Regions from separate parts of the Homo sapiens genome. Here region 1 is linked to region 2. A link is a loop called in an ENCODE intact Hi-C map of the cell type or tissue named here. Cell type or tissue: PC-3. All regions are shown on one strand. Each heading gives the region's core, and the rest is flanking DNA. Links, peaks and the distances in the headings are about the cores only.

What was found. Hi-C counts contacts between places; a loop is a spot of excess contacts. Peaks named below come from ENCODE experiments on the same cell type or tissue, not always from the same donor. Only the 100,000 strongest peaks of a DNase experiment are listed, where the experiment ranks them.
Region 1: it touches region 2 in a loop (5-fold over the local background); 34 of 110 quality-filtered maps call a loop at or near these places.

The regions. Positions count from the first base shown.
Region 1 is chr2:200,904,884-200,907,383 of GRCh38, reverse strand. No RefSeq gene overlaps it. Among named protein-coding and RNA genes, the nearest start is that of NIF3L1, 17 kb to the right of the region's middle. In PC-3, for the core only: a CTCF peak has its summit at 1,507 (motif pointing left); a DNase peak (open chromatin) is centred at 1,483.
Region 2 is chr2:201,154,208-201,159,795 of GRCh38, reverse strand. The region is part of intron 8 of CFLAR (CASP8 and FADD like apoptosis regulator); the gene reads right to left. It overlaps CFLAR-AS1 (CFLAR antisense RNA 1), which reads left to right and starts at 2,004. Exons shown (of 7, transcript NR_040030.1): 1 at 2,004-2,041. RefSeq lists enhancers at 1,276-1,605, 1,626-1,705. In PC-3, for the core only: a CTCF peak has its summit at 1,284 (motif pointing right); DNase peaks (open chromatin) are centred at 1,275 and 2,035; H3K27ac peaks cover 1,560 bases.

The DNA of each region.
Region 1 (2,500 bases), core at 1-2,500, 250 kb after region 2:
ACCTCACCCAGCCTATGAGGTTTTAATAGCATAAGTTGTAGCATCCTTAATGTGTTGAATAAGGCAAATTTGAAAAGACTGATGCTATGGAAAATATAACTTTAAGCATGAGTACAATACAAAGCTCATTACTAAATTTTCATACCAATTTTTATATTTATCACTGGCCCCAGGCTTCCCAAGTATTTAGGGTCAACATCTTTACCTTTGGTACCCAAAGTGTAGGTCTTAAAATGGCAGCATTTGCCTGGCACAGTGGCTCACGCCTGTAATCCCAGCACTTTGGGAGGCTGAGACAGGTGGATAACTTGAGGTCAGGAGTTCTAGACTACCCTGGCCAACATGGTGAAACCCCATCTCTACTAAAAATACAAAATTAGCTGGGCATTGTGGCGAATGCCTGTAATCCCAGCTACTTGGGAGGCTGAGGCAGGAGAATTGCTTCAACCTGGGAGGCGGAGGTTGTATTGAGCTGAGATCGTGCCACTGCACTCCAGCCTGGGTGAAAGAGTGAGACTCTGTCTCACAAAAAATAAAAAATAAAAAAAAATAAGGCCGGGTGTGGTGGCTCACGCCTGTAATCCCAGCACTTAGGGAGGCCGAGGAGGACGGATCACCTGAGGTCAGGAGTTTGAAACCAGCCTGACCAACATGGAGAAACCCTATCTCTACTAAAAATGCTTAATTACCTGGGTCTGGTGGCACATTCCTGTAATCCCAGCTACTCGGGAGGCTGAGGCATGAAAATCGCTTGAACCCGGGAGACGGAGGTTGTGGTGAGCCAAGATCACGCCATTGCCCTCCAGCCTGGGCAACAAGAGTGAAACTCCGTCTCAAAAAAAAAAAACGGCCAGGCTCAGTGGCTCACACCTGTAATCCCAGCACTTTGAGAGGCCAAGGCAGGAGGATTCCCTGAGCTCAGGAGCTCAAGACCAGCCTAGGCAGTGTAGCAAAACCCGGTCTTTACAAAAGTAAAAATTTTTTTAATTTGAAAAAATTAGTCAGTAGGGGGTGGGTGGTGGCAGGTGCCTGTAGGCCCAGCTACCCAGGAGACTGAGGAGAGAGGGTCACTTGAGCCCAGGAGTTTGAAGCTGCAGTGAGCTATGATCACACCACTGTACTCCAGCCTGGGTGACAGAGCAAGACCTTGTCTCTAAATAAAAAAGAAAAAGGAGGGAGATTAGGATTTTGCTTTGGGACTGGTGAAAGGAGGGCAGGAGAACTCTGAGAGATTGTTTCCTGAGGCCTGCCCCTGAGGCTTAACACACCTAAAAGACTGTAACAAGGGCTAGAGGAGTTATAAGCCAGGAACTGTGCAGAAACATGTATATATGTATGTTTTATATATGATAATATATGTATATTTTAACACCCCACATATTAAAAATCCAGATTTCCTTTGCCCCTGAAAGATCAGGAAGACTTGGCCACGCTGGACCTTCATTCTGCCCAGCAGCACTTGCCTTGGGCTGAACTGTTGCTGCCACCTCCTGGCCAGCTTCACTTCTTTCCTGCACTAGTGTCTGATTTGGATCCTGATCTAGATTGGTATGGAGCACCCTCTAATACATGTGCACAAGAGATTATATAAGGTGTCATGGATGCACAACAAAGGTGGTGACACTATTCCCTACAATCTGCAACCTTCCACCTGGAATGTATTGTCCATGTGGGCATCCAAGGCGACCTTTTAAGTCCTACAGGATAGGGAAGATTTTTCATGTGACACCTGTGAGGGAATGTGCATGTCCTTCCTCAGCCTTCAGCTTTCTGGAGTAGATAAGGGATTACTAAACCACTGTTTCATGTCAGTATCTGGCCTTATTTATTAAATCAGCAAAACAACACAAAACATGTCATTAGACACTAAGCTTAAAAATGACATTTCAGGCCAGGCACGGTGGCTCAACCTGTAACCCAGCACTTTGGGAGGATGAGGTGGGCGGATCCCCTGAGCCTAGGAGTTGGAGACCAGCCTGACCAACATGGTGAAACCTCGTCTCTACTAAAAATACAAAAATTAGCTGGGAATGGTGACGTGTGCCTGTAATCCCAGCTACTTGGAATGCTGAGGCAGGAGAATCGCTTGAACCCGGGAGGCAGAGGTTGCAGGGAGCTGTAATCATGCCACTGCTCTCTAGCCTGGGCAACAGAGTGAGACTCCGTCTCCAAAAAAAAAAAAAAAATGACATTAAAAAAAAATGACATTTCTTTTGAGCAGTGTTCCTTTGTATTTTAATAATCCTGTATTTAATATAGATTAAGTAAATATTTAAGTTATAATGGATGTCACATAAAATTTCCTTTAAAGATAGGTAAGAAGATAAAATAGATACTTAAAAGGAAATAAGGGAGTCAAAATACTAGAAAAAAAATCAAACACAAAAGGCGGCAGTAATGGAGAAAACATAAGTGAAAGATGCCGGACACAAAGGACCACATGTTTATGATTCCACTTATAGAAAATATCCAAAATAGACAAATCCATAGAAATAGGATC
Region 2 (5,588 bases), core at 235-2,734:
TAACTGTGAAGATATAATTAAATTAGTACTGTTGTTTTTAGCCACTAAATTTTGGAGTGATTTGTATACATTTTTAGGTAAATAATTCACCAGGTAAGTCCTTTGACCTTTCCTATCGGTAAAAGGAAAAGGCTTCTTACTTTTCTCCTTTGCTTGGCCCACAACTAAGGATTAAACAATGAATTATTGGCTGGGCGCAGTGGCTCACCTGTAATCCCAGCACTTTGGGAGGCTGAGGCGGGCAGATTACCTGAGGTCAGGAGTTCAAGACCAGCCTAGCCAACATGGCGAAACCCTGTCTCTACTAAAAATACAAAAATTAGTCAGGTGTAGTGGCACGCACCTGTAGTCCCAGCTACTCAGGAGGCTGAGGCAGGAGAATCGCTTGAACCCAGGAGGTGGAGGTTGCAGTGAGCCAACATTGTGACACTGCACTCCAGCCTGGGCAACAGAGTGAGACTCTGTCTCAAAAAAAAAAATTAATTATTATATCATGTAAGAATGAAGAGCTACAAAGGAGGTGCTGATATTCCTAAGTCTATAATCAATAAGCATCATTAACAAGGAAATAGGAGACATGATTCACAGGTTGCAAATAACCCATTAAATAGTGAGGGCAACCAGCCCCAGTGGCTCACATCTGTAATCCTAGCACTTTGGGAGGCCGAGACGGGCAGATCACCTGAGGTCAGGAGTTCGAGACCAGTCTGGCCAATATGGTGAAACCCCGTCTCTACTAAAAATACAAAAATTAGCCAGGCGTGGTGGTGCTCACCTGTAATCCCAGCTACTAGGGAGGCTGAGACAGGAGAATTGCTTGAACCCGGGAGGCAGAGGTTGCAGTGAGCCAAGATTGCGCCACTGCACTCCAGCCTGGGCAACAGAGCAGAACTCCGTCTCAAATTCAAATAATAATAATAATAATAATAATAATAATAATAATGATGAGGGCAAATGCCGTTACAGGATCTCTGGGTAGCTGTTATCAGGACTGTAATTTTGCACAGCCTTTTTGAAGAGCAATTTGGGAGTATCATTAAATTTTAAATGTGTATACCCTTTATAAAAAAAAGAAAACTCTGTGTGGTAGAAGAGGCCTGGACGCACTGTCCCCTAGCCATCTCCTCTGAGGGTGCAGGCTTGTTTCGATACCCAGTGCTGAATCCAGGCTGAACAAGGAGAGAACCTGGACTAGGACTCCAGTTCCATCACTGCTATTCTATTCCAAAGGACTCACACGTCTCTAATCATGGAGTATTTGCTCCTCCAGGGGGCAGAAGCAAACAGGGAAACACCAGACTCAAAGCTCTTTTGTGTACTTATCTCAAGATTGGTTCACTTCCCTCAAAACCTCTCTTCACTGATAAATGTCCTTCCTTATCAAACAAAGTCCTTGAAAGAAAACTTCACCACATTCTCCCTGCCCATGCTGATATGTAAGGCTTGGACAGAACAAATGCTGTACTGTGCCTTCCAGCTCTTTCCTTTATTTGTGCTCCCTGGAGGTTCTGGCTGGGGAAGCCCCTGTCACATGACTGTGAGCAGACAGCTGTGTGGTGCAGGGCAAAAGAGGAACCAGCCTTGGAATCACAAGATGTGGGTTTAAGTCCTAGTTCCTCCATCTCCTCCTACTAGGGTCTGAATCTTGCATGGTCTTGGAAGAGACTGAGCTATAACAGCAGAGAAGCTAGGAAGGAAATGGGAATCTGAGGTCTGGGGCAGAAAATCCTTACCTAAAAGAACAGAAGAAAAATGGCTAAAGCTGGAGGTGAAGCCAAAAACCATGCAGGTCCCAAGTGCCAATAAGAATAGCAGGTCTGAGCCTCAGACAAGACACAGCATTGCTTAAATATCCTGTGGCAAGGGAGTCACTCCACAGGCCCAGCCTGAAGACATTACCGCTGACATTTCCCATTAACGTCACAATTTTCCTCTATGAGGTGGTGAGGTGGAGTGGGAAGGGCTGTTAGCTGGCACTTGCAACTTTATTGCGCCAGCAAGAACATGCATACAGCCCAGTCTAACGTACAGGATCAAAAAGGTAATGACAGTGTGACTTTGAGTCAGTTTGAGTCAGCCCCAGTTTATTCATCTATAAAACAAGATTAAAACTAATGCTTGGCCAGGTGCAGTGGCTCACACCTACAATCCCAGCACTTTGGGAGGCTGAGGTGGGAGGATGGCTTGAGCTCAGGAGTTTGAGACCACCCTGGGCATCACAGGGAACCCCGTCTCTACAAAAAATAAAAAAACTAGCCAGGCATGGTAGTACAAGCCTGTAGTCATCACAGCTACTCAGGAGGCTGAGGCAGGAGGATCTCTTGAGCAGGAGGTTCTTCAAAAGGTGACTGTGAGGGCAGGGTACAGTGGCTCATACCTGTAATCCCAGCACTTTGGGAGGCCAAGGCGGGTGGATTGCTTGAGCTGCAGAGTTTGAGACCAGCCTGGGCAACATGGCGAAACCCCATCTCTACCAAAAATACAAAAATTGGCTGGGCATGGTGGCACGCATCTGTGGTCCCAGCTACTTGGGAGGCTAAGGAAGGAGGATCACTCGAGCCCAGGAAGTGGAGGAGCCAAGATCGCTCCACTGCACTCCAGCCTGGGTGAAAGAGTGAGACTCTGTCTCAGAAAAAAGGTGACCGTGAGGATCCAATGAGATTTCTGTAAAGATGCTTTGCAAACTGTGTTTATTCAAATATAAGATATTGACTTTAAAGGAAATAAAGGCAGCCATTTCAAAGTACAAATCACCAACCTTATGGTGTTGCACATCTCTCATGGAATCTCTCTCTTAGGACCTGGAGGGAGGTCTCTATATTCTAAACTAAAATGGGCTCAGAGCAGACAGAGTCCATATCCTATGTAGGTAGGACAGTAACTGTTTTGTCCTTGCACATAAATAGAGGAAGAAAAACTTGGGGGCTGGGTTTGGAAAATAAAATTTCAACAAACTACAGAAGACCCACTTCTCCTTCTAGAACCCACCCTGGAAATCCCACACTCAACCCAGTCTGATCTCCGTAAATTTCAACTGTTCTTTAGAACTTCTGGAAATGATGTGGGGGGGTGGGGAGGGGAAGGGCAGGGGTTCTTCTGGCCTTGCAGTTAGTACAGGGCTGTTCATTCAAGGCTAGGGTCAGCACTACTCACAGGTTTGAGGACTTCACAGATAAACCAAAAAAACCAAAATACAGTAAAATGTCATGACTTCATTAATTTAGAATTTGTTTTGATCTAAATGAGGATACATTTATCTTGACAATTTCTATGAAAAGGGCTTCATTAAATAAATGTATAAAATAAACAAGAATGAGGGAATGCTTCACCAGTTAATTTACAATCACATATTGAGTACCTTTAATAAGCCCAGTGTTAACTGCTATAGAGCACATGGGTAAAACATAAGATGGGCAAAACATTCTTAGTGAAAAAGGGAGTTCTGAGGTCAAACGTGTTTGGGAAATGCAAGGTGGACAAGGCTAAAATAGGTTTCTTCGCAGGAAGAATTCTCAGAGCCTTTAATAGGTCAATATGCATTGCAAATCTCTGAGGGGGAAGAGATTAGGCAGCGCTTCTCAAATTTACTTGACCGGAAAACTCTTGTTTTACAAAGTTCCCCTTATTGCCTACAGAAACACTTGGACAAGAGAATACATATCAAATATATGATGTACTTCAATCAAAGAGCTTATAATCTTGTTGGGGAAGCAAAGCTTATAAATACGCATAAAACAAAGATTACGTGGTGGCTCATGGCCATAATCCCAGTGCTTTGGGAGGCCAAGGCAGGAAGATCACTTGAAGCCAGGAGTTCAAGACCGCCCTGGGAAATACAGCAAAAGACCCTGTCTCTATAAAAAACAAAGTTAGCCAGACATGATAGCATGTGCCTGTAGTCCCAGCCACTCAGGAGGCTGAAGTGGGAGGATTGCTTCAGCCCAGAAGTTTGAGACCAGCCTGGGCAACATAGTGAGACCCTGTCTCTACAGAATATTTTAAAAATTAGATGGATGTGGTGGCGCCTGTGTGTAGTTCCAGCTACTTGGGAGGGTGAGGTGAGAGGATTGCTTGAGCCCGGGAGGTGAAGGCTGCAGTGAGCCATGATTGTACCCCTGTGCTCCATTCTGGGTGATAGAGCAAGACCCTGTCTCAAAAAAGAAAAGGAAAGTACAGAAAAATGTTCAAGCTTTTCAGAAAGAGCAGGATAGAAAAAAAAAATACTTCCTCTTGGCCAGGTGCGATGGCTCATCCCCGTGATCCCAGCACTTTGGGAGGCCGAGGCGGGCGGATCACCTGAGGTCAGGAGTTCAAGACTAGCCTGGCCAACATGGTGAAACCCCATCTCTACAAAAATACAAAAATTAGCCGGGCATGATGGCGGGTGCCTGTAATCCCAGCTACTCAGGAGGCTGAGGCGGAGAATCGCTTGAACCCGGGAGACAGAGGTTGCAGTGAGCCAAGATAACGCCATTGCACTCCAGTAGCCTGGGTGACAGAGCGAGACTCTGTCTCAAAAAAAAAAAAAACTTCCTCTTAAAATCTGCAAACATCGTCTTTTATTTTTATTCAAGGGCCTTAAAAACAACCAGAGCTTTAGGCCAAGCCGTAAAGCCCATCTGTCAGAGATGTGAGACGCTTGCTTCTATATTCCTAACAAGATAAAAGTCCAGTGCTTAAAGATGACCCACCAGGGCCTAGCACAGGTCCAGCTTTGCTGTCACTGACACAGATGACACAACACCAAAGACTTATTTTTCAATTCTACCAAACTGAGATAATTAGTTCCCAAATCCCTGAGCATTTACTTCTGCCTCAAGAAGAGGTTACTGAACTCCATAAGAATTCTTCTCAAGAAAGAACTACCAAAGAATAACCTTATTTCATGCACAACACAGCTCTGAGATCAGACTCCACCTCATTGCCTTAATATTTGCTTCACACAGGGCCAAGCATGGTGCTTTGCACATAGTAGGCCCTCAACGAACATTTACTGGACAAACAAAGAAATAAAGCTTTAAATACTTGGGGGACTTGCATGCTTTTTGGATAAAAGTCTGGTTTTTTGAGGAGAGAAGGGAAGATAGGTAGAAGAGAGTCTGCTAAACTCTAAAGATAAAAAGGAATGGCTTTTAGAAACACACTGACACTGGGAGAGCTTATTCCTTCATTCATTCACCCAACAATTATTTATTGAACACCTACATAGCAGGTATTCTTCCAGGTACTGGAGACCCATAGTAGGAGATAGATAAACTCCCTCACCTTCATGGAAATTATATTGAGGCAAAGTAGTTAAAAGCATAGGTTTTGGAGTCCAGCTTTTGAATCCCAGCTCAATCAGTACTAGAGAAGGTAGGAGTGTAGTTCACTGCTCAGCTTCCTCACCTTGAAAATGGAGAGAATAAGCCAGGCATGATGGCTGACGCCTGTAATCGTAGCACTTTGGGAGGCTGAGGTGGGCAGATCACAAGGTCAGGAGATCGAGACCAGCCTGGCCGACATGGTGAAACCTTGTCTCTACTAAAAATACAAAATTAGCTGGGCATGGTGGCACATGCCTGTAATCCCAGTTACTCAGGAGGCTG